Linked DNA regions of Mus musculus: region 2 is linked to region 1. Evidence: chromatin contacts called from ENCODE POLR2A ChIA-PET data. All regions are on one chromosome and are shown on one strand. Each heading gives the region's core, a stretch centred on a gene start or an enhancer-like site at or near the end of the contact. The rest is flanking DNA. Distances are from core to core; before and after follow the strand shown. Region 1 holds the start of Sqstm1 (sequestosome 1). Region 2 holds the start of Canx (calnexin).

What was found. ChIA-PET counts read pairs that join two places held with the same protein, here RNA polymerase II (POLR2A).
Region 2: POLR2A ChIA-PET joins it to region 1 with 20 read pairs in embryonic stem cell. The contact joins the promoter of Canx here to the promoter of Sqstm1 in region 1. POLR2A ChIA-PET finds 5 or more read pairs at or near these places in 4 of 5 experiments (Patski and embryonic stem cell).

Annotation. Positions count from the first base shown.
Region 1 is chr11:50,208,684-50,212,994 of GRCm38, forward strand. It overlaps Sqstm1 (sequestosome 1), which reads right to left and starts at 2,137. Exons shown (of 8, transcript NM_011018.3): 1 at 1,870-2,137. The coding sequence starts at 2,074.
Region 2 is chr11:50,323,296-50,327,606 of GRCm38, forward strand. Canx (calnexin) reads right to left here and starts at 2,378. Exons shown (of 15, transcript NM_007597.3): 1 at 2,198-2,378. Gm46280 (a long non-coding RNA gene) reads left to right here and starts at 2,457. Exons shown (of 2, transcript XR_001780205.2): 1 at 2,457-2,757; 2 at 3,578-3,861.

The DNA.
Region 1 (4,311 bases), core at 887-3,386:
TATGTAGCCCTACCTGGCCTGACACTACTTAGAGCAGGACAGCCTACAACCTGTGGATGAGCCGCCTTCGTGCTGGGATTACAAACATGCAACCAGGCTTCCAGGTTTTGTTTTGTTTTTTTAATATTGTATGTACACATCACACACACACACACTTAAGTGTATGTGTGTGCCACAAAGGCCAGAAGAGGTGTTGGGTCTCCAGGACCTGCAGCTGTGATGAGTGCTAGGGACAGAACTTGGGTCCTCTAGAAGAGCAGCCAAGGCTTTAACCATTGAGCGATTTCTCAAACCCATCTGGCTTCATTTTGTTAGCTCACAATAACTGGGATCACAGCCATATGCTTCTATGTCAGTACAAATAGTCTGTATAAAACCTGATACAGTACAAAAACCTTATACAGGCCAAAACCACACACCTGCAGGCTGGACTGAGCCTCTGAGCAACCATTTAGCAACAGCTACCATAAGGGAGATGAGAGAGATTGCCTCAAAAGAAACAGTGTCCATAAACTACAGACCAGATAAATTAAACATGACATATTCAAAGAAGACTATTCTTCATACACAAAAAGAAATTAAATACTGCCCATGTACAGAAATAGAGCCCTTGACTAGCATATGCAAAGCCCTAGGTTCAATTCCCAGTACTGGAGGGGGGAAGATGTACTAGTGAGAGCTGTAATACAAATGGGCCTTAGACATATTAATAAGTGAATGAACAAAGATTCACTGTGCCAGCCTGGTCTACAGACCAGCCAAAGCTACCTAGAGAAACCCTGTCTTGAAAAAGCAACCAAAAAAAAAAAAAAAAGCCATTTTAATGTGTTCTAATTCCTAATAGTAAAATGAATACTAAAGTAGACCAGCCATTGCCTGGAACTGGAAAGGATACAAGATGACAAACAGGAAAAAAATTATATAATAAAATAATAATTATTACAATAATTGTTATATAATTTTTATGTAATATATAAATAAAATTTATAAAACAATGAAGAGATTCTAAGCCGAATGTGAAAATAGTTATACAACTCATTTTTTTTTTTTAAATGCAAGGAGCTGGGGAGGTAGCTCAGTTGCTCGAGGGCCTAACATGCATGAAGCCCTGGACTGGATGCCTAGCACAAAGATGACTCAGAAGGACAATTTAGAGATACAGGCCATCCCGGCCATATAGTAAGACCTGTCTCTGCTAATACGAAAGAATAATCGTTATACACTTTTACTGGGTGAATTGCACAGGTCCTAGGTTATAACGCAGTTACACTGAAAATTTTCTGTCCAGTAGTCCCTGTGATTCCTGCACTAGAAAATTGAGACAAGAGGATTGGAGTGATTGAGGACGGCCTAAACCACTCGTGAATTCCAGGCCAATCAGGCTACGTGGCTTTATTTCAGAAAAGAGAGAGACTGACCAACCAACCTGGCCTACCCACAGTCCTCCATAGAGATCGCAAAACCATTCCCTCCCACAGGGAGGGTCTTGTCCACTCGTCTCTTGTCAACAACCTCTAGCTCCACCCCATGCAGCCACCAGCCACTCCAACGCAAGAGACTGAGCTAGTTCCGGGGTCCCCTACCTCCCTTCCCACGGGCTGCCCCACCCCGCCCCCGCTGCTTATTTATCCGCGTCACTCCTCTCCACCCCTCCTCCACGTCTGCCTGGTCCCAGGTCTTCCGGGGCTTTAACTGAACCCACCACCGGGCGTTACGGGGAGCAAGCGAACCGCTGGATGTTAGATGTAACCTGAGCGGCCGCCTGACCACCCTGTCCCCGCGGGGAGCCAGAGGACACGCCGCCTCGTCCTCGCCCAGACCTACTACTCCCTGGCGGGGGAGGTTGGCTTCCCCGCCCCAGGCCCTCACCGCGGTAGTGCGCCTGGAAGCCGCCAGGCCTCAGCGTGGGGAACAGCACAGCCACTCGGCTCAGCAGCCTCTCGCAGGGCCCCGGGCCGGCCGCGGCTTGGGCTTCCGCCTCCGGCTCCGGGCTGAAGCAGAAGCTGAAGCGGCGGATCTCGCGGGTCGCCTCCTCCTTGCCCAGAAGATAGGCCTTCACCGTGAACGACGCCATAACCGCGGTCTAGGTACGGACGAAACAGCTGGGCAGCGGCGGCGCCGAGAGCCCAGCTTTTATAGAAAACGGGGGAGCCCCGCCTCGTGGGGGCGGAGCCTCTATGAGCCCCGCCCCTCCCCTAGGCTGGGGCGGCCGCTGGAGCCCCCTTGATGGGACCCTTGAAAGGTACGGGGTCGAGACGACCCCACTGCCTACTCTTTTCTTTCCCACCGAATACATGGGTGACCACAAGAGACCAGCCTCAGCCTCAAGTCGTTGGGAAAAGGACCCGTAAGTATCGAGCCTAGGTACCTCCCAGGCTTGGGCCTGCCTATGACTCAGCAGTGTCGTCCCCAAGCCAGGGGGGATGTACGGCCCAGAAGCTAGGAGGACACAGATGTCTACTGTCAGGTAGCCATTCTTTTAGCCAAACAGGCTGTCTCACAGGATGCTATTCCGACCCTCCTAAACATAGTGTCCCCGGTAGTAGCCCCCACTCCCACCCCCTTCCAGGCATCCACCATGACCAGCCCCTCACTGAATAAAGGAACATCACCCACCATCTTAGGCCTCACCCAATTTAACAAAGATCAGGTTGAGAGGTGTTGGACAAGCACTGGTGACTTCTCACAAACCCACCCTGTAAGAGGGGTAGCCAGGGCTCCAGAGGCAGCAGTAGTCACAACCTGTTCATTGCAACCAGAGATTCCTCACTGCAGCCCAGACACACACACACATACACACACATTCATATTCTCTCTCTCTCTCTCTCTCTCTCTCTCTCTCTCTTTCTCTCTCTCTCTCTCTCGGAAGGTACATGTATCTCAGGCCTTAGTGGCTTCAAAGCACAAAGGGATCAGACCACCTGCCCTCCATCTAGGAACCAAAATACAAGCTATAGCCAGTCCTGTGCCACAGGTTGGTTATTCCAGCTGTTTGAGGTGCTGAGGCAGGAAAAGACCAAGTTCAAGATATTCTGCTTGAGCAACTTGGTGAAACTGTTTCAAAATAGAAAGTGATCCTAGTACTTGGGAGGTCAGAGGTTCCAGAGTTCAAAGCCAGCCTTGGCTGCATGAGGCTTCTAAGAAAGAAAAAAAGTCTGGGTGCTGGGGGGCGGGAATAAAGAATCTGGCTATACAGTTTAGTAAGGATACAGGAGATTTAGCTTAGTAGGGATACAGCTTATAGAGATTTAGCTTAGTAGGGATACAGGTCATGAGGATTTAGCTTAGTAGGGATATACCCGGGAGATATCATTAATGGGAATTTGGTGCATAGGGATATAGCTCAGTGACAGAGCACCTGCCTAGTATGTGTTACATCTTAGGTTCAACCCCCAATACAAACGCCAAAACCAGGAAATGCTGCTTTCTGTGGCCAGAGTGACCTGTTAGCTAGCATGATGACACACATCTGTAACCCCAGCCCTTGGGAAGCTGAGTCAAGAGGAATTCTAATTCAAGGCTCGGCCAGGCTTGCATAGCAAGTCCTACTCTCAAAAAAAAAACAAATTAAGCAGGGCAGTGGTGGCACATGCCTTTAACCCCAGAACTTGGGAGGCAGAGGCAGGTGGATTTCTGAGTTCAAGGCCAGCCTGGTCTACAGAGTGAGTTCCAGGACAGCCAGGGCTACACAGAGCAACCCTGTCTCAGGGAAAAATAAAAACAAACCACAAATTAAATGAATAAAGTAAAATGAGCTCTTAGCAGGAACCCAGTCCTGGGAAGGCTAGAGGCTGAGAAGGGTGTCACCCTGTAAGGCCTTCTAGGTATGGTCCTTTCCATAGGACTAGACCTGCTGAGTCAAAGTCATGGGAGAAGACATGCAGGGCAGAATTGGAGCTCAAGTCGTCTCCCTGAGGCAGGGTCTCCACACCAGCTTCCTAGGGCCCCTCTCCCAGTTATCATGTCTTCCCTGGACCTCTCTCAGAATTGGTTTTGTGAGAGCAGAAAAATCTGTAATTTTAGGAAAACTCAGCAATGGACAGTGATTTGCCACACAGGTGTGACTGCCATTTCCCTGGTGGCTAGAAGGTACACACCTATTGCCCCAGAGGACAATCCCAGTTTTAGGCTTTCCTCTCCAACAGTTGCTAGCCCAGGAAAAGGCCCCTGATCCTGCAGGACCCTCTGCTAATGCAGAGGACAGTGGGGACGCAAAGGCTGTATCCCGATGTCAGCTGCTGGCCAAGCGTGACTCAGCAGTCTAGTGGCCTGACAGCCTTAAAGCTTCAATCAGACCAAACTTCCTATGGA
Region 2 (4,311 bases), core at 1,128-3,627, 110 kb after region 1:
CCACCATGTGGTTCCTGGGAATTGAACTCAGGACCTCTGGAAGAACAGCCAGTGCCCCCAACCGATGAGATATCTCTCCAGCCCTAAATAAATCTTAAAATGATTTTTTTTAAAGACAAGAATACAATATAAAAATTGTCTAGATTCCTTAAAAAAAAAAAAAAAGAAAAAAGAAAAATTTCAGGGCTGAAGACATAGTTGCTGCTCTTCCAGAGGACCCAGGTTTGATTCCCAGCACCAATATGATGGGTCTCACACACATGGTACACAGACATACATGCAGGCAAAACACACATACACAGAAAATTAAATAAGCCTAAAAATTCTTTCCTAGCATTTGTAGCAATAACAAAGCATTTAACAAGCATTTTCCTAATGAGTTTTACAGTAAGCTATACAGACTACAACTATCTTTGGCACTTTAATTACTTCTTAGGACTTTTTATGAGCTGCCAATACTATTTGTCCATTTCCTTACACTTTCCCAAACAGTTTCTTAGTATCTGCCCTCTCAAAGGCAAAGCAAGTAGCACACTCATCCCCATTTCTTTCTTTCTTTCTTTCTTTCATTCCCATTTTTAAAGGATAGGAATTAAAGTTATCATGCTGGACAGTCTTCTGCAGTTATTCTTAGCAACTGCCACTCTACTCCCTCAAAGTTCTCTTACTGGGCAAGTGACCTCTGCAGGACAAGGATGCAAGGTGTGTTGTCAAGATGCACATGCCTTGTGGCTCTTGAAAGATTAAGGAGTTAATTGCACTGTTGAGTTAAGATAGCAAGGAGGTGACACCCATTCACAGACAGTTCGGTAAACTCCTATTGTGAATGGCTCACTACTATATACAGTTCTTCAGGGCCTGGCTCACCTGTAGTGTACCCCTGCCTGGCCTGTAAGCTTAATTACAGTATAAGTACAACATGAGAATTGATTCTGTTCATGCCCTTTCAAAGGTTACTGGAAAATATACAAAGATTTTTAAGGTAACCCAACTTGTCCCCCTTTAAAGGGGTGGGAGGGCAAATTATTTTTAAAAAACAGGCAGATTCTTCCATTTCTGAAGGGTAAAGAGACTGTAGCTCAACTTTGCCAAGCTTTTAGTATTCAGTTTGGTTTAACTTCACACAACTAGCAATGCAATCACTAGTGTCATGACCAGCAGTTAATACACAAAGTGTCATCAATGTGTCCTCAGGTCTTGGCACACAGGCCTTCAATATAAACATTAGTGTATCAGTGTAATGACCAAGGCATTCGGATTTCAAGAAGCCAGTTCGATTCCTACCCACTGAACCTTTACTACACATCCAATTTCTCATTCCCATTCCCTCGGAATTCAATACAAGGCCCATCAGTCATTCTGTCTACTCCTGGGGACTGAGCCCTAAAGTAGAAAAAAAAAATCTCCCAAATTCCCACTCCCCCGATTAATTGCAGTTAGGTGCTTGAACCAGGACTTTTAACCCAAACGGTCTAGTGCTCAGTTACAATCCCAACTGGATGACTAGAACTACCTGTATGACCTTGGGCCAGTCATTTCAAACTTCTAGGCCTCAGTTTCCTCCCCTCACTAACTGAACTTTCGCTTGTATCTCCTGCTCTTAAGGTCCTGTGAACACCCACACTGGATTACTATCTATCCACCACCGAATAGGCAGGTGCTTTAATAGTTAAGCCTTAAGTTTCTCAAGCGGTACACGTTCTAGTACATTCTACTCCCTCATCAGGATGCTATGGTCCAGTCTTCCCTTTGGGCAAGTTATTTTCTAATCTGTAACGCTTATCTCTGGATTTACTTCACCTTTCCCTGCTATTTGGGCTACCTACTAGGCCGAATTCTAATACCACACCTGTACCGGATTACTCAGCCCACCTCTGGGTGGGCCTGGCCAGGGCCTAAGAAAGCTCTAGAAGCAAAGCCGTAGGAAGTTGTTAGCTTTCTCAGAGGTCAAGGGAAACCCCAGGACACCTGCCACGCCTCCCGACCCCGGCGGCGCTGCCCAGGCTAGCCTCTCTAACCCGGCCGCTCTCCTCACTGCCCTGCGCGTCCGCCCAGGCCTGCGCCATTCGAAAGCCCGCCCGACCCCTCAGTCGTCGAGCCTACAGCCACGCCCGACCCCCTCCGCCACGGCGCCGCTCGCCCAGTCCCCCAAGGCTCGTCCCGGGCCTGAGATCCCCGCACACGCTTCCCGTCTCACCTCGAGCCTCCCGGGGACCACTGGCGGCTCCCTCACCTTCTCCCACCCGCACACCCGGCCCCGTGCTGCAGTGGAGACAGCGGCAGAGGCGGCCCGACCGTCACGTGCCGCAGAACTAAGAGGCCTCGGCTACGGCCGCCGCGCGAGCGAGCCCCACCGCACGAAGCCCAACCCCGCGTCCGCCCCTCGTTCCTGAGTGGCTAAAACGAACGTCAGATCCCGCCCCTTTGCGCAAGATCTAAGAATTTATTGGTAGATACAGCCATCGCTCGAAGCGCCTTCCCATACGCCCCCTAGGGCTATTCTTCGTGGAGCGTGGTGATTGGTCAATAGCGAGGCAGGAAGTGGTTGCTGATTGGGTATGAAGGAGGAAGGCGGGCCGTCACCAAACGGGCGGGCGCGCGCCGCGGAGGGCGGACGGATCTGGCACGCGTTCTCGCGTGGGTCGCCCTAGTCCCTCAGGGCGGGTGTGTTGGACATCCAGAAGACGGCTTTCCGACCCATTGAGTTAGGAACTCTGTCCCAACCCCGCCTGGGACCTATGGCCTTCATCACAAATGGTGAGAGGTCGGGCGGTGTGCTTGCGCAGTGAGTGAAATCCCTCTGGGTAGCAGACACCGCCTTTCCTGCGGAGTCATCGCCCTGAGCTCAGGAGCCTGAGACCTCTTTACCTAACAAAACACTACCTAGATTCACAATCAAGCCACATGGAGTCACTTTCCCATGTGCCCGTGCTGTTTCCTGATTTTAGTCGTTAAAATCAGACATACCTAAGCGACAGAGTTGAGGAAAAGGGTGATGCCATGTGCAGATTTAAAATAGCCTTTTCATAACCCACTCGTTTTTCAATATGCTGATAACGCTGTAAGATTGAAGTGGCTAAGGATTTGGCTAGATCCTTGAGAATCCTGATCGCCTCGGGTTGTATTTGGTGACCCAAAGCTTTGAATAATGTGGAAAGAAACAGCAGGTTTTTCTACATGTGAAACGAGCTTTGTTCCTGCCACCCCAAGAGAAAGGCAGTAAGGATTTGATGTTTGGGTCAATTTAGTAACCGCCAATTCTCTCTCCCTAATTTTAAAGAAGAGAAATTGCTTTCCTTATTTGCCTTATAAAGAGCATGTTCAAAATGAAAATTTGAAGCCAGCTTGGCACAGGCAGTACACATAATTTAAAAAAAAATTCTAAATTTACTTAGGTTGAGTTCTGGCTTGTGTTACCCAAGATGGCCTTGAATTTAAGAAAGCCAAAAAATCGACTTCTGCAGAGAGGTGTTAAAATATGTCAGTACTGAAGGAGTAGAGGAGTTGAGGCAGAACTTTTCTGTCTAAACTGACAAAGACTTGAACTGGACCTCATAGATATGCAAATTTTCTGTAGGTGGAGTTGGAAGGAAGTTCTTGAGATGAGAAAATTGTACAGAAGAGCAAAAAAGTGACTCTCAGGTATTTGGGGGATCCATATACTAAAAATGTTTTGGGAGCAATGGAGATGGCTCAGCAGGTAAGGACACTTGCCACCAAACCTGATGGCCTGAATTTAATTCCCAGAACTCAACGTGGTGAAAGAAGAGATTGAATTGTACTCTGACCTCTATACAAATTCACATACATACATTAATAAATGTGAAATTTTAATAAAAATGAGGACATGATGGCTCTAAACTATACTGTCCACAAAGAGACTGGGAACGTCAGTCTTCTGGTCTGTTCATGGTGTGTCATTATAGAATATTACAAGTTTCTTTTATGTTTCAGTTTATCCAAACAGCTAAACCTTAACAAAGTTAGCAAATACAAAGAGACTAGGCATATACCTTCAAGTCAGTTAGTGTTAACCTGAGTAGACCTTCAGGAATTGATGAGCCTTATTTATCAGAGATAGCTTATTCATCCAACACAAGTTATTACTTATCTAAAATTTTCTAGAAGCTTGGTGTTGAACAGTCAGCAAAAATATAAGTGGTTAGACATCAGTCTCTAAGTCTTAATTCTTTCTCAATGTCTTCATCCCCAATCTCTCTTACTTGATTTGATCCTACTTGAAGCAACAGTACTCATGTTTCCACCCAGTTTTTTTTTTCTCACTGGCTACATTACTATTGATCATTTCTT